5 separate regions of the Mus musculus genome follow, and regions 1, 2, 3 and 4 are each linked to region 5. Evidence: chromatin loops called from intact Hi-C (ENCODE). Cell type or tissue: left cerebral cortex. All regions are shown on one strand. Region 1 overlaps Cntn6 (contactin 6). Region 2 has its middle 110 kb from the start of Gm19757. Region 3 holds the start of Cntn4 (contactin 4). Region 4 has its middle 290 kb from the start of Gm52914. Region 5 has its middle 13 kb from the start of Cntn6.

What was found. Peaks named below come from ENCODE experiments on the same cell type or tissue, not always from the same donor. Only the 100,000 strongest peaks of a DNase experiment are listed, where the experiment ranks them.
Region 1: a loop joins it to region 5, with 4 times the contacts of the local background. A loop is called at or near these places in 3 of 42 quality-filtered maps.
Region 2: a loop joins it to region 5, with 2.4 times the contacts of the local background. A loop is called at or near these places in 2 of 42 quality-filtered maps.
Region 3: it touches region 5 in a loop (2.5-fold over the local background); 2 of 42 quality-filtered maps call a loop at or near these places.
Region 4: it touches region 5 in a loop (5-fold over the local background); 4 of 42 quality-filtered maps call a loop at or near these places.

Annotation. Positions count from the first base shown.
Region 1 is chr6:104,758,685-104,763,684 of GRCm38, forward strand. The region is part of intron 7 of Cntn6 (contactin 6); the gene reads left to right. Among named protein-coding and RNA genes, the nearest start is that of Gm40393, 100 kb to the right of the region's middle. In left cerebral cortex, no CTCF peak of the experiment used is centred here; DNase peaks (open chromatin) are centred at 2,434 and 2,681.
Region 2 is chr6:105,383,000-105,387,999 of GRCm38, forward strand. No RefSeq gene overlaps it. Among named protein-coding and RNA genes, the nearest start is that of Gm19757, 110 kb to the right of the region's middle. In left cerebral cortex, no CTCF peak of the experiment used is centred here; a DNase peak (open chromatin) is centred at 2,833.
Region 3 is chr6:105,674,922-105,679,921 of GRCm38, forward strand. It overlaps Cntn4 (contactin 4), which reads left to right and starts at 2,824. Exons shown (of 26, transcript NM_001109749.1): 1 at 2,824-2,969. It overlaps Gm15631 (predicted gene 15631), which reads right to left and starts at 2,660. Exons shown (of 3, transcript NR_132434.1): 1 at 2,581-2,660; 2 at 2,143-2,276; 3 at 1-364. In left cerebral cortex, a CTCF peak has its summit at 2,614; DNase peaks (open chromatin) are centred at 399, 2,148, 2,764, 3,577 and 4 more places; H3K4me3 peaks cover 4,715 bases; H3K27ac peaks cover 3,432 bases.
Region 4 is chr6:104,032,121-104,037,120 of GRCm38, forward strand. No RefSeq gene overlaps it. Among named protein-coding and RNA genes, the nearest start is that of Gm52914, 290 kb to the left of the region's middle. In left cerebral cortex, no CTCF peak of the experiment used is centred here; DNase peaks (open chromatin) are centred at 2,629 and 2,912.
Region 5 is chr6:104,477,405-104,482,404 of GRCm38, forward strand. No RefSeq gene overlaps it. Among named protein-coding and RNA genes, the nearest start is that of Cntn6, 13 kb to the right of the region's middle. In left cerebral cortex, a CTCF peak has its summit at 2,028 (motif pointing right); a DNase peak (open chromatin) is centred at 2,052.

The DNA of each region.
Region 1 (5,000 bases), 280 kb after region 5:
ATTAATTCGAATCAGACTCATCTCAGGAATATAACCTGCTAGTCATTAGCTTGTCCTATGATTATTCCTGACATGGTTTGACTTCATTTTGTTGTTATATATATTTTTCAGGAGAAATGGAGGCATGGTGTTTTAGTACTTAATGACTATGGAACACTTGGTGTTCTACTTTATTTTCTTTTTTTTTTCTCTTATTTTTTTTAATTACGTATTTTCCTCAATTACATTTCCAATGCTATCCCAAAAGCCCCCCCCCACTCCCCTACCCACCCATTCCCATTTTTTGGCCCTGGCGTTCCCCTGTACTGGGGTATATAAAGTTTACTGTCCAGTGGGCCTCTCTTTCCAGTGATGGCCGACTAGGCCATCTTTTGATACATATGCAGCTAGAGTCAAGAGCTCCGGGGTACTGGTTAGTTCATAATGTTGCACCTACAGGGTTGCAGATCTCTTTAGCTCCTTGGATAATTTCTCTAGCTCCTCCATTGGGGGCCCTGTGATCCATCCAATAGTTGACTGTGAGCATCCACTTCTGTGTTTATTAGGCCCCAGCCTAGTCTCACAAGAGAAAGCTACATCTGGGTCCTTTCAGCAAAATCTTGCTAGTGTATGCAATGGTGTCAGCGTTTGGAGGCTGATTATGGGATGGATCCCTGGATATAGCAGTCTCTAGATGGTCCATCCTTTTGTCTCAGCTCCAAACTTTGTCTCTGTAACTCCTTCCATGGGTGATTGTTTCCAATTCTAAGAAGGGATTTGAATACGTGCAAACTATCTATTCATCTGTCTTCAAATGTTGACAACACTAGTTTCGCTTTCAAAGTATTTTTTGTTAGAGTTTGCTAATACAGGACAGATAATATATACTAAATAAATATTACTTATATTGTTAGAATAATTAAACGTTAGTGTACAATTTTATTGCCACCTACTTTATATGAAGATTTATAATCAATTAATTGAGATAAGATAAAAAATAAATTGAGGGACCACAAGCTCCTGCTTTTCTAAATAACATGACAAAATTTCACTTCCTCTAGAGTAGCAGAGGTATGAATCTAGAACTACTGTTAATTATAAATTATGCACACAGTATATTTGTGCTAAATGTGGTATCATTTTTAGCTCTATCATATTTTAAAATGATGGAGCTGTTTATAAATTATTTGTAAAATAATACTGGCTTTCCTTAGATATAAATCAGTAGAGGCTGAAATGATGGCTCAATGTTAGTACTTAAAACACTGGCATCTCTAGCATAGGACTTGGGTTAAGTTCCGTGCAACCATATCCAGTGGTTTAACAACCACCTGTAATTCCTTTTGCATAAGTTTAGACACTGTCTTCTGATTTTATAGGCATCCTCTTGCTTGCTTGCATGCTTGCTTTCATATCATATACATAAATAAACTCAGGCAAACAAACACACAAATAAACCTTTAAAAAAGATCAGTAATGAAATCATTGACTCTAGACAATGGCCCCTTTTGATTCCTGTTAGTAATATAATCTTGGTAGTTAGTTTATTTTAGCTTTATTTTGTTTAAACTTTATTTTAAAACATCTACTCTTACTGTTATTTTCTATTGTTATCACAGCCTAATTCAATCTTCTTATTTACCAATTAGAATCTCAGCTGAATGTGTGTGCAAGTGAACATGACATTTCTCTAGAGAAGTAATGTAACCAACACTAAGTCATAAACATTTCTCACATGTTATTTCATTGCAAGTGAAGGTGAAATTCTTCACTTCTGTTATAATTAACAAACCATTTGTGGATTTGAAATTTCAGCTACTGTGGCTTAAGAATGCATTTGTAACATCTCCTTCCTAATGAAACCTAATGTTGCCTCCCTCAGACTACCATAACAAAATACTAATCTACATGGATCATAATCTCTAGAATTATATTTCTCTAATTTCTGAGGGATAGAGTGTCCAAGAATGAGGCAGTTGGAAGATTCTGTGTTTGGTGAAAGCCTACTCAATTTTTCATAGTCATTTGAAATATGATCTTGTTTGGTGAAAGACCACTAATCTCATTCATGTGGGCTCCACCCTCATGGTCAACTCAACTCTCCAATCCTTGAGAATGGAAACTTAAGATTTATAGTACACAAACATTTTACCAAAGCAACCACTGAAGAGCAAACACAATCATTACAATATTTAAACGTCTCAAGAAATCTTTCCACAATGATGGCATGGAAATCAGAAATTTAGAGGCATTATGTCCCCGAAGGAGATGTTTACATTCCAGGCCTTTTTAAATGAATATTTTAAGTTGAGGAAATCAAAGCAGCTAGCTGCACAGCTTTAAAATTTAACAAAAGCATTCTTCAGCGATCTTGCCATGCTAATCCACTGTCTGATTGAAAATGGTCACTGGCGGAGTGTTCTTTAAGGTTTAAGTTAAGAAAAATCCCAAACACAAGCATTTTAGGAGACAGGTTGTCTGTATGAGTCTCTAGTTGAAAACTTGGGATGACCTGGATTTAAGCTGTGGATAACTAAGTTTAAGAAATCCAGTAGAAATATAAGCTTTCTCAAATAGCACTAGTAATGAAAATTCTATTTATGGGCTAAAAGTATTGAATTGAAGCATAGTTCCCACTGGCATGTGGAAAGCTTTAATTTAACTTGCAATTCAGGTTAAACTAGGCCAGATGGTTAACAAATGCATTCTCTATCTTTGGATAAAATTAATAGGCTGCTCACTCTGAAAAAGCATAACTATGTGAGAGAATGGAACGGGAAGGCTTCGTTTCTGGCACTGCTTATTTAAGAAGCACAAACAGAGAGTGAAGAAAAAGAAGGGAGAAAGGAAAGGCTTGCTTTTATATCTGTGGTACTTTCAAACTCTTAGAACTTACATTATAAGCAAATGGTTTATAAAATAGGAATATAGAAAGAAAAGGCTTTAACGATGCTCATTGTGAACGACAAGGTGAAATGTGTCCTTATCTAGGATACATGAAAACATTGGAAGACAAAATCATTTTGGGCTGGTTTTCTTTACTATTAAGATTTGCATTGAAGATTGAATTCTTTATAAAGTGGAAAGAAGCAGGGAGAGGTTTTTAACTGAGAGAGGAATACAAATAGAATATTCATCAGTGTAGATAGAGTGAAAAGTAACCGCACGGATAGCTTGACTCCTTATAAATCTAGTTTAACTTTAATCTCCATTATGTGGACCAGTCAAATTTCTCTGTAGCCCCAAGATATTCACAGGGAGTTTAATTTTTTAATTTGAAGATTTTAAATTAACTTCACTGTTTGTGAAACCATTGTCGTGTGATATTTTTGTTGTGTATATTTTATTGTCTTTGAACCTAAAGACATTTAGGATTCTTATTTTGTGTTTTAAGGTGTTAGATTTTGCCTTATTGACCCATATGCCAAATATATCATTCATATCATTTTATTGGTAGTGAAATAATTTAGCTGATAAAGGCATTTGCAATGAAGCCTGATGACCGGGGTTCAATCCCCAGCGACCACGTGGTGAGAGAAAACCTTCCTTCCAATCTATATACCTTCTTCCACACACATATGATGGCCAGCACCCTAACACACCTATACACACAACTTTGTGCATAAAATGAAAGGTAAGAATGAAATAAAATATTAGAGAAATCTAATTTGAACGTAATAACAGAGCCGCCAGTCTACATGGCAAGGCTAGTATCATCAACATAATCAAACCAGGTAGAATCTAAAGGAATGGCTGAACCTACAGAAGGAGGGAAGAATCATCTGTGCTTGTAATTGAAAGGGTGGCAACTGAAAAGGATTAGAGGGTGGATCACAATTAATTAGCCTCCACTGGAACTTCAAGTCAAGGAAAATTGGCAGGTAATAATTTAGTATAAATTATCTGTCTAAACGTGAGTACCATTCTGAACAGGTAATTAGCATTGTTAGAAGCTTCCAGCTGAGGCATTAACTCAGATGACATATGGAAGCCACCTGTCATAGTGCCTGGTACATAGTAATTACTCAATTAATGATTATTATTAATATTACTTTTATTTCCCAGCTTTTTAAACACAGTTTCTTTTCTTTGATAAGCAGTGTTGAATTACTTTTCTATCTATAACAATAGTCTCTTGACATTGAGAAAGACTTTTAAAAAGGATCTATCTCCAGAGTAAAGAATGCCTTCACTTGAATCTGTATACTTGTCAGCAAGGCTTGAACATGACCAAGTAGAATCAGGGTTATTGCTTGTTCATTAAGTGGTGAGAGGCAGGAAATGTACTTTGAGGGGTAGACATAGACTGCTGCAACCATTTCATTCATTCGAAATATACTCAGTTAATAGAAAATTTATAAATTAATAAGTTTCAAATGTTTTATCATACAGCTCATTAAACGCACACACATACACATACACACACATAATTACACACACACACACAAACCTAATACAAAGTTGTTATTTTTGACATGAGAAATGTAATATTCAGTTATTTAATTGTATATGAATAGCTCAAATACATGGCTAACTATGCATTAGACTGAATTTAAAACACACAAGTATTTGATATTTCACAATAGGACTATACATAATTGTTCACCCCCATTCAGTGAACCCAGTGAATCACAAAACCACTTGCTTTTCAATATACCACAAATGTGGCTCAATGTAATACAAATGTTCCACTCTACATCATATAAATAACACATAACTGTACTATGATCACTGTTATTTGAGTGGGGAGGTATATTTTTGAAAAAATACCATACTAAAACTTTAAATATCACTGTTAATATGTTTTCAGTTTTCATAGTTCTGGTTTTGGTGTTGACATTTTCATTTTGCTGTAAAAAATTTATTAATATTCTTGAAAATTTATAAGATAAACTGGAAACTTCATCAAAACTACTTTTTCAATAATTAGTATTTTGAATTTCCTCTCTGATTCTATATCGTGTAATATCCCTGTTATGCAGAAGGACCATGATGTCTGAAATAATCCAAACATTTACATA
Region 2 (5,000 bases), 910 kb after region 5:
GCCCATCCTCTGCTGGCATGCACCTATCTTTAACTGTAGTTTTTTGTTTCCTAGTGAAAATCCCTTAGAGGAATCTAAAGTTTCACTTGCAGATATTTAGCAATTGGAGTTTGCTTTTGGGTTATCCATGGGTTCCATGTCCTCCTATCCTTTCAGACCTATACAGACCCTATGTACAATGAGTCAGCCTCTGTGATTCATATGTGTATTCATCATGCTGATTTAGAGGGTCTGATTCCTTGGGCCTCTCTCTCCTCTGGCGCTTAGACTCTTTTCCAGTTCATTTTAATTACACAGTTCACATAAGTGTCACAGCAGGTTTCAAGCATATATATCTTCTGTGTTCATCCCCTTTATTAACCTGTCCCCTACATTTCTTCTATTCTGCTTTCACAACCCTTACAAGAGCCTCTACTCTACTTTGAACATACTCCTCAAGAGAGAAAAACTGTTACATGTCTTTCTTACAATTTTGAATTATTTCATTCAATGTGGCAATACAGAGGTCTATCAGTGTTTTCTGAAAATGATAAGCCTATACATGAGTCTTCTTTGAAGATTAGTCAAATATCTACACAGTCATATTTCTTCCATAAACTTATCCATATGCATATTCACTAAACTTGTTTATGTAAAAAGAAACATACATGGGTTTGTAAGTACCTCTAGTGTACATTGACTTGCATTTCCTTGGCAAATAGCTCTATATGCTATGGAAGAAACCTATGGTGATAATTTTTTAATATGCTGAGGAAACTTCATACTCATTTCCATACTGGGTATACACTTTATACTATCAACAATGCACAGGGTCCAATTCCCGTACCCCACCCCCCGGATCATCGTATCATTTATGCCATTTGCTTCTGTGAAGCTAGCCATCCTGTTTAGGGTGAAATGCAAGCTCTGTTTCTTCAGAATTACATTTTTTTATGGTGGCTAAAAGAATCAAATATTTGTTTACATATTAATAAGGCATTTTACTTCATTTTAAAAACACATGCTCAGTTCATTTACCTGGGTATTGATTTAATTATTTGGTTGTGAGATGTTTAATTTTTGAGTCCTTTTTTATGAAGCAAAGGTAATGTTTGTGGATGATACATTTTAGAATAGATTTAGGTGCAAAGGTTAAGGGCGTGGGAAAAGAGAGAAAGAAGGGGCAGAGTTATAAAGCTGAGACTGACTTAAAAATCAATGATATACAATGAATAATTTCAGGTTTCTTAACAAGTCCACATTTAAATGGCTTAAATATATGTATTTACAAAGGATAAAACATGTATGTATGGCATTTTAGTGTCTTTTTAAGTCATCTGCATTACAGACCTTAAATGGATATCTAAATATTTTGGTATTCTTTTCATGTGAAGAAATTTTTTCTTTAGTAAAAGAAATTATGAAGCAATATAGCAAGTACATTATATTATAATTATATTAAAGTTTATAGACTGAAAAGATAAAAATGGAGCTCCAAAGACATCAAAAGTTACAATATACATGTTTCATGACACTTCGTTTATAAATAAATATAGTCCAGTTTATAACTTTTTCCAAGAATAAATTACAGGAGTACAGGTGTGTATATATATATAATTTGTCTTATGCATAATCATTGCAACTTTAAAATTTGGCTAGAAAAAAATATCCTCCTGACATGGGAACATTGTCTAAATGTTGGTAACTGTCACCTGAACTTCTGCTGCTTCTGGCCTGGTTTTGGAGATTCAGCTACTGAGGGATGACTGCCACACTCTGCCTTTCCTTTCCTGTGCCCCTTAAGTCTAACTTGTGCTTTAGACCTGCCACACTTCCCTAGAATTCTTTGATTCCTTAATCTTAAAGAATGACAGTGGCCAAAGTGTCATTTTGTTCAGACTTTCCATGTTGAAAAAGGTTAGATACCCTGCCTACCTGGTAACAGGAAGGTTTGACCAGCCTGATCACCCAGGGTTAAGAGAAAGTCTCAGCTTTAAGACTAGAAGATCAGTATTAGGTTTTGAGCATCAGCATTAGATTTTCTTAATCCTTTGTTCATTTGATTGATGGTTTACTTATTTGCTCAGAGGATTCTCATTTGAAGGCCGTTTACTAATCTCAAGGTAAATAGCTGGTAGAGAGCCCACCCCTGCCTTCCCATTCCTTACAATTCTGATTGTTTCCTTTAACATACAGTAACATTTGAAACAGACTCAGATCTGTCAGTTTGGGAGATGTTATGAGTTGAAGCCATGGCCTTGTGCACACTGTTTCTCTACTTCTGCAGTTTATCTTCACTCCTCATATGGCAATTTCCTGAGCTACTGAGGAACTCAGACAGCTTTTTTTTTTTTTTCATCTGTCTAAACTATGAAGGTCTTCTCTTGTTTTCCCCTAGTAGATTCAGAAATTCAATATTTTGGAAGATCTTTAAGCCATGCTTGAGAGGATGGAAGGAAACAATCTCTTGGGGCAATGATTAAATAAAATTAAACTGAGGTTCCACGATAATGGACAAAGAAACCTGATAATTCAACTGCAAGGCTTCCATTAAGAGAAAGAGTCATTATTTTGAAACATAAAAATATGATTTTCATAAATAAAAATGACTTGACTATTCATAAAATCATAAACAGCACATTGTAATATATAGGAAAAATACCAAAAAATTAAATGAATTTATTAGTAGCCTTAACTTCATATAAGCTCATTCTTTCTGTTTGGGCTTAGAGTCTTTATGATACAAGATCTTGAAGCAAAATCTTAAAAACACTTCATCTATATAAATCATTATGTACATTAGATGAGTTTATAGAAACCCAGATGGTCAGCCTCAGATGACAGCATGCACTACAGAATGCGGAGAATGGAAGTTTCACTGAATGATATGTCAAAAAGATGCTCTTAACACAGATTTTTAGCGACAATATCAAGTGGCTTAGGATGGAGAATATTTTCAGATGGGAAGATGCAACCACAAACAGAACAGTTAGGGATTAAAAAAATAGGGACTCTGGAAGGAGTTGTACAGTAGAGTAGCTACATGATTTTTTTCTCATTAATGCCACTGCAAACAGATATTTTCACACATAAATACACACACACACACACACACACACACACACACACACACACACACACACACACACACGACAGGAAGGAGATGTGTCCAAGACATTGCCTGTTGTTGGCTGTCAGTAGTAGAACCAAATTCTTCATTGCATTTGTTTGCCAGTGTTTTCTGTATTTTTTTTGTAAGGAATATAGAGTACTTTAATCTTAAACTCTATCAAGATTTTAGAGAGTTTTACACACCATTACATACTATTCTAATTCCATTTTTAAATACCAAGATTAGACAATAAAAACTATCCTGCATCTGAAGTTGTACTCAGACCCAAATACCACTGTATTAATGAACACCGCTAGGATATTGCACCTGCCTAGTGCATTTATGGTTTTATTGCTGATATATATTCTCTATGCTAATCTCCAGGAAGCACTATTGCAGCTGTATTTTATAAATAATGTTCTTATTTGTGGTAATGCAGAGCTTAAATGCAAGAAGTCAGAAATATTTTAGTTGTTTTTTTTTAACTTTTCTTCTTAAGTGCCATTTTTCGAGCTTTGTAAACATTTCAATTACATTTTATTTTTGCCTTTACTATATATAAATATGGGAAAGTGGGAGCAAGCTAATTAAATATCTTGCTTATATTTACTGAGTTCCTGTAGTTCTAGTTTGCTTGTTATATAATACCTTTGCCAAGTAACTACCACCCTATTCTCCCTCCTCTCCTTCTCTAGACCTGGACTAAACCATACTAGTCTTAGAAAAGATTTATATTTAAGTGGATCTGTAGCTACCTAGAGCATTGAATGCAATATCGGGCATTGGTTCATAGCATTGGACTTGATTCTGTGCTGCTTTGTGGTATTAACTTTATCATTCATTATATAATATGTGCATTTGGAGAGATCATTTTATTTCTATATATTCCAGTTCTCATTTCTATAAAATAATGATAGAAACAGCATTTACACATATGGTTTGCACTAAACACAAGATTAACTAAATGACACTTCTTACACATAGGAAAAGGTAATAAAAGCTAGCCTAGAGATTTTTGTTTCCTTAAAAGAATAATTTTTGTTAAAATGTTATACAAAAATCACTGTATTGTCCAGAGAACATACTAATAATTGGATATTTGAGTTTAGAAAGTTATTAAATTTTAGGAATAGAAAAAAATTACCAGTGACTTATAGAAATCTATCATTGTATAATTACTGTCCAATGAAAGGAAAATTTGACAGACATTTTTAAGTTGCAAGATTGACTAAATCCCAGTTTTATGAAATTTGAGCTAGTGTTTCTAAGGAAGTTGATAACTCATGTTCATTCTGGTGTCAATGTTTATTATTAGATAACATTTCTTTGGGTCAAACACTATGTCAAGCCCTGATTATATAGTAGAACAATCTACAAGTATACTGACAGGTATGTTCATGCGTACCATGTGCTCTTGTGAAAATATATCAATGGCTTTACAAAGTGATAGTGACAGTCAGATGTTGACTATGTAACACTTCTATACTGACATGGTAGGATGACCTTACACACAAAAATGTATATTGACCATGAATCAAAGAGAGAGTTTGCGTGTCTAATGCATGAAGGAGGACAATAAGTTTTCAGGAAAAAAATAAAAGAAAGAATATATCTGTGTTTATTAGGAACATCAGTTTTTTACTTTTTTGTCTTTTCTGACTAGTTAACATTTCTCTGAGGTTCTAGTAGACATCTGCAGTAAATCCATAGGGTCCTGAGCTTTTTTTTTTGGGGGGGGTGGTATAGGGGCAGAGTGGAAGACTTTATTTTGAAATCTCATCATTGGTTATAGAATTATTTAACTTATTTAATTCATCTTGGCTTGTTTGCTATATAATCCAGGATACACATATTTCTTTGCCATTTTCATTCCATTTTCTATTTTCTTGCTTGCATAGAAGAAGAACCC
Region 3 (5,000 bases), 1.2 Mb after region 5:
GGGGAATTTTCCACTGCGCTATAATGATGGTTATTTGCAAATGACATGAGTACCAGTAATTCATTCATGCACTAATACAAAGCTGGGTCCCTGTACAGTGGTATTGAACTCTCTGCTGGTGGTGATAATTGATTCATTTTGAACATTTCCCCCCAGAGAATCCCAATCACAGGTTCTCTGAGCAAGGAACTGACACTTAGCTGGGGGTCCCAGATATACAGGGACACACACGTGTGAGGATGTTGTCTTCAAAATAAGCCACTTCCATCTCCTGGCAGAGGCTGATTCTCTTAGGAACACTCCCCAATCAGGAGAGCTTCAGTGAGAAGCTGGCTTTCTTGGCAGAGGTAGCTTTGCTTCTTCCCTGCAGGATGGAAAATCGGGACTGGATTATTGCTTTTATTTTAAACTAGATGCAGGCCACTGGAAAGAAAGATCCCCAGCCCCCAGCTTATCAGTTAGCTGACATCCCAGCAGCCCGACCCAGATCTGTCTCTCTAGATACACACTGGTTTCCTTACTAGATGGTCATCTCTTGAGCAGATACTAAGTCATGGTCATATTTGAGCTTCCTTTCATTTGCTAGAGTACAAAGCCTCCCACACAGTCACAGTCATGAGAAAGAATTAAAGGTAAGAGAACGAACGAATGAAACATTTAGAGCTGAAATTCAGGGACACAGTCACGGGAGTTTTCTCATACTGGTCACAACACTTAGAAAATTATTTCAATTTTACTCCTGCTGAAGGAGCAGCTTGGCAGTCTTTCTCCTCTCCTTTTTGTACTGGCCTTAATTATATATTGAGCTTAAAATGTCATGATACCATGTTTTCTCAGCATATGCTGAGTGTATGAGTACACAAAAGAAGGTTTTTCTCCTAAGCTAGGCAGTTTTTGTTATCAGCGTTTGCTGACTATCCTATATAAAAGTTATATCTATCTCTCTATCTATCTATCTATCTATCTATCTATGAATCTGTGTGTGTGTGTGCGCGCGTGCGTGCGTGCACGCACATGCACTTGTGTGTACCTGTGACTTAGTTAAAAATAGAATATAGACTATGGATGTTTGGGTGTAAGAAGGAAACAGAGGGATTCTGGAATGTAGTGAGAGGACATATACAGGACAAAATACTCAATACATATATGTAAAAGCAATAATTAATCCACTTGTTTTGTATGCTAGTTATAAAAGTTAATCTAAAAATTACAAAAAGAGAAATATGTATGTATATATAATATACTTTATTAATATATACATATATATAGTATAAAGTAAAGCAATGCAGTAAAAGTTATCAGAATCATGGATCAGGCAGGTGCATCAAACTTACTAGAAACCATTCATTTTTAATAATTCACCAGGGAAAATACACTACCAAGTTTTCTTTTCTGTGAAATTTCCTTCCCATGAGAGAAGGGGAGGGGCTTAAGTCTGTCTCTAGATTTAAGTACTTTGAAAATGAGGTCAGGGGCTCTTTCTTCCAGCATTAACTTCAGAAACCGTGAAACACCTGTAATAGCTATTCCCTCATTAACATTTGCTCATTTTTCAAGAATGAATTATGTTAAAAATCAAAACCAATAATAACCCAAAAGTGAGACTAAAGATACAACAAAATCACTTATATCAATTAAGGAGGTTGCCGCATGTGTTTAGAGGAGTGGAGTGTTTGCTTACTACAGTAGTTTAAAAATAGTTTTCCAGTTAACATCTTTCCCACATAATGGAGATGTCAGGGTAGGTTTGTATGATTGTGTAAATGGTCAGAAGTTGTTTATGTAGCTCTGATCTGCTGAGACATGCACTGGAAGGCTGGGGTTTTGTAAAATTCCCGGGGGGCTTTGTTTCCACCCAGGGAGAGAAAACTCAGTCTCTCTTGGGATTACTGTAAATGGTTTCCAGATGTGCTCCACTGAGTTGCCTCCCCTCTGCCTTTGCACAGGGATCAAGGGGGCTCAGACTTCCTTCCCAGTCTCGATGTCTACTTCAAAATTTAGAGTTGGGATGAAGGGAGCCATTTCTGCAAGGAAACGTAGAGCCCTGTGTAATGACCACAGGACTGTCATTAACTGCTACACCTGCTTTTGAATAACGACGCTTTTAGTATGCCCCCATACACCACATATTGATCCTTGTACCTATTTTATCGCAAGTGTTTCCTCTTCCCCCTTCCCCCTTCTGTGCTCATTCAGCCTCATTCAGCTTGAATGTCTGTTGCTCCGGTTAAGACACCAGCTCCTGTCCTTATCACTGTCTGGCCGATGTCCTTGACCTAAGAATAAGCAAATAAAACCGACCCTAAAGCCATCTCTGTCTAGTCCACTACTACCGCTCATCCCAAACCCATGCGAAGCGATTCTCAGCCCAGAGGTGGTATTCCCGGCCACACCACCTTAAAGATCCTCCGGATTCCGACTGTGCAGGAAGCCAAAGGCCGGTCGCACCTCCTAGTTCCCCAATACTCCGGTGGCAAAGGAAGATGCCATCCTCTCTTTGTACCCTAGCACAAACACACCCTTTATGTCCCTCTCCAGGAACCAGACAGAGCTAGTCATGTCCAACAATGCCCCCTTTACCAGTGTCCCGCGTGGGTACTCGGGGTCGCCTCCCCAGGGCAGGGCGGTGCAGGTGCTACGCCTAAGGGTCCACTGCCTCTGGTGGCTCACTGAGCATGCCCAGCTCCACTGAGCGCTCCCCCCCGCCCCCGCCCCCGCCCTCCCCTTGTCTCGCCCCCTCCCTATGAGTCTTCCGCTAGTGGCTGCAAAGGAACCGCTGCAGCCTGAACTCAGGTGCGCCGGGTTTTGAGAGCTGCCACCAGCACAGGGAGGGAGAGGAACGCGCGGCAGCCACAGAGCACAAGGTTCATAACCAGGATTGGTCGCAAGTAGGGAGCTTTTGCCACTCCGCCGGGACCTTCGGACGTTGGCGGTGGAGCAAGCCCAGTTCTCCTAGGCGCTGTGCTTGGGTAAGTCCAGCCCGACTCTGGAGCGCACTGTCCCAGGCACCCTGGTCTGTGGCTTGGGATATAAGAGCATGGTCCTTAAGGGCTAGGGATGGACAGATTAGTACCCAGGGTTGTCGCTCCTGCAGGGCTGTCCGGGAGGCTGCGAGGAGGTGAGAAAACTCTACCTGGCATGTAGCAGTCCCCCATCCCCTGGATGACACTGTTACCTCACGGCGACCAGTTTTCTCCTTTATTACTGCGAAAAGAAGTTTGTTGCGTTGCCTTACGACCGCCAACCGAAGAGCCTATAGCAGAACATGCATCCAGAACCTTTAAAATCAGCGTCTTCAGCTGGGTCACGCGATTGCCCTCTCTGTGCGCCTTTGCTCCGTGGGCGCCTTCTTGCCTTTTCTTTTTCTTTTCTTTTCTTTCTTTCTTCTTCTTTTTTTTTCTTTTTTTTTCTTTCTTTTTTTTTTTTAATGCTGTGGGTACCTGGGTATCCATACCCTTTGGGTGCAACCCTTAGTATGAGCAGATGAAGTTGGGCTGAAATTTGAAGGGACTTGGACATCAGGGCTCCGGAGACTGGGACTCATGATAGAGTGATCCCTTTTGAAACGCTCCTTTTTGGAGTGCCCACACAGTGCATGGTTCTTTGCAAAGCACAGTGATTGTTTCGCACTGAACAACACTGACCAGGTCTCTTGTGTTGTGGAGGGCACTTGACAGCTTGTAGGTGCAGCATGTATTTCCAATAGCTTATGGGGAGGGGAGGGTGTTCAGTTTCTTTGGGGAAGGCAAAGGTAACTAACTGCATCTTAGCCGCTGCTGTACAAGCAGCAAGAGAGATGGGCTTCAGGCATCCCTTAAATGCCAACCCTTAACCCTTTTGCTCTCAAAATTCTTCCTTCATTTCTGCTCTTTACCTTTCTCTAGTGTCTATATATTTACTAAAACTGAAAGGCGTGGGCTAGGTGGACACAGGTAGGCTCCTCAGTCTCCTTAACCAAGCAGAACCTGATGCATGAACACATTCTGTAGCACAGTGCTCCTGCTGTTGCAAGGATGCTGCGGAGAGCATTGGGAAGATAAGGTGGCTGGTTTGTGAGCCTCAGGCACTAAGTTCCCTTGGCAAAGGTTTGCGGAGGTTGTGACCTGGTTAATCAGTGTAACTGATAATCCTGGCAGTGTGGAGTGCCTGGAGGATGGCAGGCCAGATCTTGGTGGCACCTTACAGGATTGTTTGTAAGGCAGGTCCTGTGAGTCCCCTCGCTGAACTTTTTCTAGTTTCCTACAGGAACCAATACGGGGGCGGGACTTGTTTTTCAGAATACAGGTACTTTTTAATTGCGTGGGCATTTCCAGTAATTTACGGTGACGGGCGCTGGATGTTTCAAGGAACAAACACAACAGGACTGATTCGTTTGGACACCTACATAGAATAATTTGAAACGCGCTTTGAGCGCTTAGATGCTTTGGCATACGGAGCTCTTTGGTTCTTGCTCCTTAGCACAGTAGGAGCACAAGCAGCTGTAAATGGGGGTGGGGGTGGGGTCGGGGGATTCCTAAGCAATGTTTCAAGCTTTCCTGGGGAGCAGGCTTTATCTGTCTCTGTTCAGGGGTTTGAAAAAGAGCATCACATCAGACTACAGACATGCCTTGGGTGATCAAGAGCCAACTCAGATTTCTCTCTATATCTGCTCCTGGCGCCTTCATCTAGAGTTCATTCAGAGCTGGTTGGGAATTTCCACTAGTTTGTAGGCAGTAGGAAACATAGCTGAGTTTCAAAAACCTAGTTCACTAAGATCATGAGTATTGCTGCTTTATTAAACTCTACTCACCCCCTCCTGTCACTTAAAATAAAAACAAAAACAGTGGTTTTCCCCGACTTTAACTGCCTGTCTTGGTATAAGAGATCATGATAAGCCTCCTTACTGTTCAGCGTGGAACACTCTGGTTGCTTGCAAGCTGGGAGAGCTCTTTTGAAATAGAGGTTACAACTCAGAGAAGTCACCTGTTGTTAAAGTTGCCTCTGGAAATTGAAACAAAGGC
Region 4 (5,000 bases), 450 kb before region 5:
GAGACATTTATTATTCACATCGCCATGGTGGTAACCACACAGATGGGCAAAGCTGGGTAACATCACTCTCTACTAGAAAAATCACATTACCTGGATTACTGATAAAAACCTAGAGTAGTGAAGCAGAGAATAAGAATTTCTCTATTAAAACAAGGTGAGTGTAGCTCCTGATCCTGACCCTAACTTCTAATGCTGTAACTACAGGTATATGCCAACATACCTGGCTAGGAAAATACATTTGATTTTTAATATTTTATAATGAATAAGACAGAATGCAATGTTGGCAAGAACAACTTTGAAAAACACTTAACAGTGCTTCACAAAGCATCTGGTAGGAAAACTGAATTTTTAACAGTGCTGTGTGTCCCCGATATTGGACTGACATATTGCTTTCACCTGAGGACCACTATTTTAGTAATTTCAAAAACTCAGAATGTAGGATTGGCAAGATGGATCAGTAGGTAAAGGCGTTTGCTGCCGTGCCTGAATATTTGAGTTCAATCCCTATGACACCCAGTCTAGAAGAGATAATATGTTCATGAAATATGAATGTGCACACCCACACACATAAGTGCACATACATGAATCACATACACACATATAAATGCACTAAAAAGAACTTCTTAAAATATGTGAATATAAATTGTTCACTGATAAGCATTTTTACTAGCCAGATGAAATTTCTTTGGGGACAGTTTTATATTCACTTTCTAAATTCTTAGTCATAATCATAGCGTTTATTATTGTATTGATTTTCTAGATCCAAAAAAACCCAGAAGTAGCCAAAGGAAGACAGTAGGGGGCTTACTAGCAGGTGTAAGAACAAATGATGGGTAAAGTTTATTCTTTTGGGAAGTTTTTGTCCTACTGTTTCTAAGTGCCTGATGCCAAGAACAGACTATTTGTAGAAAGTGTTTGGGAACTAGAAAGAAGTTCTTAAGAGAACCAACATCACAAAGTAAATAATTAGTTCCCCTTAGACAGTTTTAGAAGCAAAATAATACTGGAACTGAAAGACCCACAACGTGAGGCCTCCCCCATGTTCTGACTCAGGAGGGGTGACACCCCAAAATCACCCACGAGAAACGGTCTTGCTGCAAATTGCAAGAGGATTTTTATTCAAGAGCGCTCTCGGGCCCACGGTTATACACCATGCAGGGGTAGAGGACTGTGGCGCCCCAAGTAGCTGAGTAAGGGGGTATTTAAAGGAAAAAAAAAAAAAAAACACAACTCAAGGAGGTGGGAAGGGCGTTGTTGGAAAATACCAAAAATACCAGATAAGAGTCACAAGGAAGTACAAAGTCACGGGTGTCACAAGGAATACCTGGTAATTGTTAACTCTCAAGACAGTTTCTAAGAGCCCCTAACAATAGCACATTTGCATTGCAGCTTCCGGTTATGGTCAGGGTGACTTTCTTTGAATGAATACTCCTTGAACTCAGGAAGTGGGTGGGTGGAGGAATGTCACTATCTGTTTTATGATTAGCATACCTTGGAGCACTGAGTTTACTACTCTTTCAGAACAAAATTTTTTTTTCTACAATCCCAAATTTAAATCCAACTTCTCTATGCTAATGTAGTTGTATTAATGTGATTATGCAGTAAAAATGTCCAACACTAAGTTTAATATATTTTCTGTTTTCTTGTTCATTATCTTGTTACTAGGCCTGGCATTTCTCAAACTGACTGAGCTCTGGGTCTTAATACTCAGAACATTAAAGTCTTAAAATCCTGAGAAGTTGAACCTTGGGAAAAGTCGACACAATGATTCATTTTGTTAATTATAATGTGACAAAGTTAAAGACATGTAGCAGTAGGTATGATATGGAAGCTAATGGATATGGACAGGAATTGGCTATAAACAGGACGACTTTCCTGGTAAGATCTGATGAATCTCAGTTTGCTGTGGACTAATTATACCCTGCCTCATGCATATCTCACAGCTCTTTAAAATCTTCACTGTGACTGAAGATTGAAATTTTATATGTGAATCAAGTTCATTAATGTTACCCTGATATATTGTGGCTTGTAGCATTATAAGAACAGGACAATAGCCAACCACTACTATACACATGTATCCTCAGGGAAGAAAACATGTGCAATGAGACAGTCCAGAAGTCAGTGAGAACGTCCTCACAAAAGGTTGAATCCCATCAGACATTGATCTTTGGATTTCCTAGCTTTGGGCTCTGAAAAAACACATTTCATTTTTTTTCTTTTTATGTATACTCAGGATGTTTTATTTTGAAAGCTATTGTCCCTCAAGGTCCCACATATGAAAGACTTAATCCTTACTCTAACATCCTTTGGAGGCCAGACTCTTTAAAAGATAGGTTTGGACCTACTAGGATGTGTTCAGTTTATTGAGGAAATATCCTTAAATGAGCTTTTGAGAACCCCATCATATCCTCTGTCTCTCTTTTTCCCTCTTTATTTTTCTCCTTGTTTTCTCTTCCTGGCTATGAAATGAATATATTTATATCTCCACACTATTATGGCATGTTCTAATGCCTGGCTACAAAGCCCAAGCCAAACAAAGGCAGTCTACCACAGACTTTAGTGTCAAAGTTGAGAGCCAAGACAAAGATTTCCACTCTATAAGTCAGTCATCTTGCACATAAGAAAAGCTGGGTGATACATGGGATATAACATTTTATGATGAATACATTTTCTAATTTATATCCAAAAAAAGATTTTTATTGACAGCTAGATGCTCATGCCATAGACAGAGTGACACTAAGCTTATCTTAAGGGACACATAAGAAAAAATTGTGAATAGATTCTACGTATTTTGTATACTTATTTAAAGCTTTAAACTCCTTTGGCAGGAATTTAAATTCTTTTGGATGTTGCATACTAGCTCTCACAATGGGAATGAATTACTTTTTTTAGTATGCAGATCCTGGACAAACCTATGTGGTTAATTTTATTACATGAAGTGAAGCATACTTTTCTTCAGACATTTTCTATTTCAGGAAATGGTACAGCGCGTCAGGCACCACAGTATGGAGCTTAGAATAGGATAATACTGAAAAATGACACCAAAAGGTGATTGAAATGAAAAAATAAATCAGATTAAGCTACTATGAATGTGGTGCCTTTTAAACTAAGTAGGTTTATTTTATCTCTAGATGAAGAACTCTTTAGCAACTAGTACATTATTAGATAAAATAATCAATAGCATTCACTGTGTCTCTTGGGATAAATATAACATGGAGCCTGTTCCAAGTTTAGCAGAGAAGGGAATCCTTATTTAACATTTGTTGATAATTTTTTGTTGACTGAACACAAACTAGAGTCAGGTAGAATGACTCATGTAGTCGTGTAGAAATGGTCTCTATTAAACTGGTCTATTGGGAATTTTTTTGATTAGTGATTGGTGTGACTGATACTCATCCTGGAAAAGCGGCCCTTGGTTACATAAAAAAAGGTACATGAGCAATCAATGGGGAAGAAAGGCAGTAAAGAGCATTTCTTTATTGTTCCTGCTGCCATTCCTGCATTGAGTTCTTGATAAGATGCCCCTCAATGATGGGCTGTTTTTCTGAAAGCCAAATAAATTCATCTCCAGCTGATTTTAGTTAGTATTTGTTCACAGCAATCAAAAGCAAAGAAGTAAGACACATACTAAAAGCTAATGTTTCTACAAAACAAACAGCTTTCTCAGTAATGTGTTTTCTACATGAAGTGTCTCCCATGGATCATGTATTCGAATATTTCAAACTCTGTAAAAGATGTTTGTTTGGGAAGACTGTGGAACCCTTTGGAGGTGGAGTCTCATTAGACAATGATCACTGGGCTTGGGCCTTGCCAGTTTAAATTATGGCCCTGCTTCGTGTTCATTCTCTAATTTCTGACTTCAGATTCAATGTATGTTTCCTAATCCTGGAACTATGCCTTCCCTGTCATGATGAGTTGTAGAACCTCAAACTGTGAGTCAGATGAAGCCCATGAACCTTCCCTCCCTTAACGTGCTTGTCAGTTCTTTTGTGATAGTAATGAGAAAGGTAAATGATACTTTCTATAGTAATAATAATAAACACTTTAGCAAGAGGAATAGTGCTATATCAGTATCCCAGACCAGAGAAACCAAGAGATATTTTTATCACAAAGAAATTCAAAGCTTAAATTTAGGTGTTATCGAAAGGTTTTGAAAAGTTGGCAAAAATTAGAGGCTTGGGGATTATTGCTAACAGGTTTTTATATCATCTAAACCATAGTCATATGTTTGCACAGGTTCCAATACTTATAACACCAAAAAACAAACAAACAAACAAACAAAAAACCCAACCAATCAGCCAAAAGTACAAGAAATGGCAAGGTTACCCATGACTCTTGGTTTCCAAAGATAGGAACAGTCTTGGTGAGATATAACTTATACACACAACACAACTCCACACACACACACACAAACACACACACAGAGAGACACAAACACACACACATATACACATACAAACACACATAAACACGTAAACACATACACAGAGAAACACACACAAAACACTCATACATAAATACACACATATACATACATACAAACACATAAACACACAAATACACATATACACACACAGAAACAGAGACACATACATACAAGAATTACTCAAAATTTTAGAATCTGCTTGTTTTAGAAAATCAGATTTATTGTGTTGGAAAATGACAGGGGACACCAATTTTTAATTAAAAATTCCATAAAACACCTGAATTCTATTTTACCTTTTCATCATAAATCCTGGATGAGACACACAGAAATCTAGTTTAAGAAATATCCTTGCACATCTTAAAAATTCTGCCATCTTCCCATATATACAGGCCTGCAGCTCTCTTCTCCCTGGGGAAAAACAGAGGTACTATGTTTCTAAGTCCTAAAAATCAAAAGAAAATCAAGGACTATAGTTTAAAAGGTTGACTTTACTATAGGGAGTTTTGAGCTTCTGTGGAAGTTGCGAATCCTGTGGGCTGTCTTCAAAATGCAAGCATCCTGTTTAAATAGGAAC
Region 5 (5,000 bases):
GCTCTTGTATACCACACTCTGCCACCATACCATACCTTTCTCTGGAACCCAGTTGAGTTACCACATGAAGGAAAACACCACACAATCTCAGTTTAGAATCCACAGGTAACACAATCTCTGGGCACAGAACCTAGCATCCTAATTTTGTAAACTAATCATGTTTTACTGACTGTAATCTCTGATAGTCTCCAATTCACCATCTGTGTTAAGTCCATATTTGAGGGATATGGAACACATCAATACTTCTGTGCATTGTTCTTATGATTTTTTTCCTCAATATTTATCAGAAAATAAAGCAGGCAGCACAGTAAATGTCATTACCTATTGTACTGGCTAGTTTTGTGTCAACTTGACACAGCTGGAGTTACCACAGAGAAAGGAGCTTCAGTTGAGGAAATGCCTCCATGAGATCCAACTGTAAGGCATTTTCTCAATTAGTGACCAAGGGGGAAAGGCCCCTTGTGGGTGGGACCATCTCTGGGCTGGTAGTCTTGGGTTCTATAAGAGAGCAAGCCGAGCAAGCCAGATGAGGCAAGCCAGTAAGGAACATTCCTCCATGGCCTCTGCATCAGCTCCTGCTTTCTGACCTGCTTGAGTTCCAGTCCTGACTTCCTTTGGTGATGAACAGCAGCATGGACATGTAAGCCGAATAAACCCTTTCCTCCCCAACTTACTTCTTGGTCATGATGTTTGTGCAGGAATAGAAACCCTGACTAAGATACCTATTTATCTATAAATGAAAATCATTTTTTCCTTTACATTTTCATTTACATAGGTATTTTCTTCATTTACATTTCCAGTGCTATCCCAAAAGTCCCCCATACCCTCCACCTCCATTCCCCTACCCACCCACTCCCACTTCTTGGCCCTGGCATTCCCCTGTACTGAGGCAGGTAAAGTTTGCAAGACCTATGGGCCTCTCTTTCCAATGATGGCCGACTAGGCCATCTTCTGATACGTATGCAGCTAGAGACACGAGCTCCGGGGGGGGGGGGGTGGTGGAACTGGTTAGTTCATATTGTTGTTCAACCTATATGGTTGCAGATCCCTTTAGCTCCTTGGGTACTTTCTCTAGCTCCTCCATTGGGCGCCCTGTGATCCATCCAATAGCTGACTGTGAGCATCCACTTCTGTGTTTTCTAGGCCCTGGCATAGTCTCACAAGAGACAGCTACATCTGGGTCCTTTCAGCAAAATTTTGCTAGTGTATGCAATGGTGTCAGCATTTGGAGGCTGATTATGGGATGGACCCCTGGATATGGCATGTTTCACTCTAGTCTGGACCATGTTAATTTTCTTTGATACTGTATTTTATAGAAATTTTATTATCTAGAAATTATAAAATATATCACACTGTGTAACATATTAATGTTTATTCTTATTAAAGTATTGAGCAACAAATACACATAATTGATAATAGATGTCTTATTATGAAAAGAATGCATGTCATATTAAAAGTGATACAACTTTAAAAGAACTGGGACTGCTATAGAAATGCAGCTTTAAGGACACACCTATTAGACTTGGAGTATACCCTCCAATATGGATGTTCTAAAAATTATCTCACTGCTAATCACCAAGAAATATGTACATAATTTGATAGACTTTGGGATTTTTCAGTAAATATGTATTGTTTCTGGAAGTATTAACCAAAAGAAAGAAAAGGAGTATGGTATATCAGGACCTAAGATAAGTTTCATTACTGTTAAATCTTGATGCACCCCATAATTAATACATGTTTAATGATATTTCATCTCAGGAATGTCTTTGAGCAAATGAAATCTTTCTGGAACACAAAACTGTGAACTGTCCACTCACTTTTCTTATAGGGAGATTTCATGAACTATGACTATACATGGATCCCTGTCCCATGATGAATGGTTTATCTGGTTAGTAAAAGGTCATAGAAGGAGGAGAATGGCATTTATACTTGAGAAACTTTTATTCATGATGATGGGCTCCTGGACATAAGCCTATTTCTCCTCTCCTAACCTCTTTTTCCTTTTTGTTTCAGATCATTGTCCACAAGAGGGCAGACACTGCAAGCAACACTTGTCTCTCATACTGAAAAGAATCACTTGACTGAAGGGAATGAATGAACTTTGAATATAGAGTAGCTTCTCTCCTTGACCACTCATGGACAACTGCCACTGCTTTCTGCCTGATTTTAGCTGCTGTGGTAGTCAATTATGGCTCCTCAATGTCACATCATTCTTCTAGCTGTACAACCACATGTTTCTGACATCATGACTCTAATGGACATTATGAAACTGAAAGGAAAGAGTGATTAATCTTTAGAATTCAAAACTATTCATGATATAGATTTTTCCTTCCTGTTTACAGACCCTTGGCTATCTCACAACCTGAAGACTTAGGGCATGGCTCATTGATCTATTTTTATTTTGCACTGTGTGTTGTTTACTAACACCAAGGGATGCATTTATTGACAAAGGATGACTAGCAGTGGGTGAATGATAGTGGTTTTCACCAGTTTTGCCCAATCCCCCATGACTAAAAGGCAGCCATTCAAATAAAATGTTGGAATAAACTATTCAAGACCTCACATGAGCTTACAACTCCAAGAAAACAGCATTCATTGAATAGATTGTACTATCTGTGTTTGATTTATACATGATCTGAGGTCATGTCCACAGAGAGGAAAATATATAGACAAGGAACAGTATTTACAGAGCCTTCCAATTTGAAGAATATATATATATATATATATTTCAATTGTGTTTCATGTTTGTTAGAATTATAGCTCCAAATGTTAACAGAAGATTTTCACGGGAGTACAAAAAGAAACCATAAGACAAAAACAAACAAACAAACAAACAAACAAAAAACCCTTTTCATTAGTTCTACCTGGTGTCTTTAATAATTATATTTTATTGAACAACAACCAAAAAAAGGCATTTGGTATTTGGGTAGGAATATCCTTAATCACCTCACACAGTTGCACAAATTCTTTTAGAGTGCTATCATCATGGAATATCTCTACCAGCCTGACAAGTCACTGGAGAGGTCTTCTGAATGGATTTTTATAGTAATAGTGGGAAAGGCAACAACTGTAAGGAAGTTGCTCATGAGCAAAGTACAAAAGATTGCAATCTCTCTAGGGAAGAGAGTCTGGTTATACAAATTTTCAAGCAACCTTTAAAAGGTCAATTGACAGTAGGGATGAGAGACATTTAAATCTGGCAAAAGCAATGAGATGATAGATGTCAATTAAGGCCTCAAACAAAATATATTGAGATGGCCGATTTTCACCAAGTTATTGTTCTTTTATATTGGAGGCTTGCTCAGTCCAGAAGCTTGCTTGGTTATAGACTGAACTTAATGGAAGCTATCAGTGAATCTGAGAGTGCAAAGTTGGTAGGATATTTTCTGTGCAGTTTTCTGCACAATTTCAAATTTACCTAGCCTGACCATATTCAAGCTCATGTCTCATCCAAGATATCACAGAGTTATCTGACAATGCTTCTTCTGTTACAGCCCTCATTTCCTGCTCGGGACTTTCTTCAATTCCAGAATATTTCATGCTCATGGAATCTTGATTCTAACTTGTGTGTGTGTGTGTGTGTGTGTGTGTGTGTGTGTGTGTGTGTGTGTGTCCTACACACATAAAAGAGGCAAAGGAAAAACTCATCATGTAATGCCTGATCAATATTCAAAGAAGGCAATCAATTCATTGTTCCAGAAGAGATGGGAATTATATCAATTCTCTCTCCTCTCTCAAAATTCCACTTTCTTACAACTAGCAACTTGAAATGTGTGGTCATATACACCCTAAAGTGTAGAGACCAATAGGTAAGTCACTTTTTCATGCTTATTATAGGTAAATGGCTTTAAGTTGGCAGTGAGTATAATTCTTTGATCTTCTCATAGTATTTAATGATCATTCATTCGTATTTTAGAGAAATTTAATAATGCATAGAATATGGAATAATATTTTTTTCTGTAGCAAAACACACAACCAAATCAACTTAAGGAATCAACTTATTTTGGCTCCCAATTTGAGGATGAGTGCTTTTGTTTGCTTGTAGGTATTGGTGCAGTAGCATGAGATAGATGATTACACAGCACCTAGAATCAGAAAGAGAGGGTACACAAATTTGGTTCCTCATTTTCATTCAGCCATGGCCTCTGATATCATGAGACAGTACCATTCACATCACAGTGCACCCTACATCCTTAGTAAATCTCTTTTAGAACACATTTATAGACACAACCAGAGATGTCTTTTTTTTACGGTGGTTACATGAAATTGGCAATTGAAACTCAATATCATGTTTTTTTTTTCTTTAATTTCATTATTTAAAAGGGGATTTTATTTTGTTACCTATATGTGGTTTTTGTTTGTTTGTTTGTTTGACTAATTGTAAGTCATATATTTGTGCATGCCACAGAAGCTAGAAGAGATCACTGGAGCCCCTGGCATTGAAGTTAATAAAAAATGTAGTAGACCCACATAGATGCAGGGGTGGGGATCACCCTTGGTTTTTGAGATATCTCTTCAGCTTTTCCTTTCTCTCAGTCCCAAAGTCAAGATCACAATTTTAAATAAATTATTCACCTGGGACCAGAGGTATGAAGCCCATGACCAATACACTGCCCTAGGGATGATAGAGACTAGTTGGTTTCAGTGGGTGATAAGAATTGTCCTCACCAATGATTATTTCATGGAAATGTTCAGGAGTCAGTGGCTTACAGCAACCATAAGTCTTTTTTTTTTTTTTTTTTCTGTGTCTATAAGAGCAGAGTGTCAGATCAAGTAGCCTGGGCTTGGGTAAGAAACTCAACATTCCACTTAGGCTTATACATTAAGCAGTATGTCTCTGCTCCAAGCATTTGCTATCATTCCTTCATGTGAGCCAGTCTAGGAGGAAACACCTAATAAGTCCTCAAAGCCTAGGTCAAGAGGTAGTGCACTGTGCCTTCTATGCATATATAATCAGTCAAGGCAATTCAGACATTTTGGCTCAAAAATCAAGGGACAGA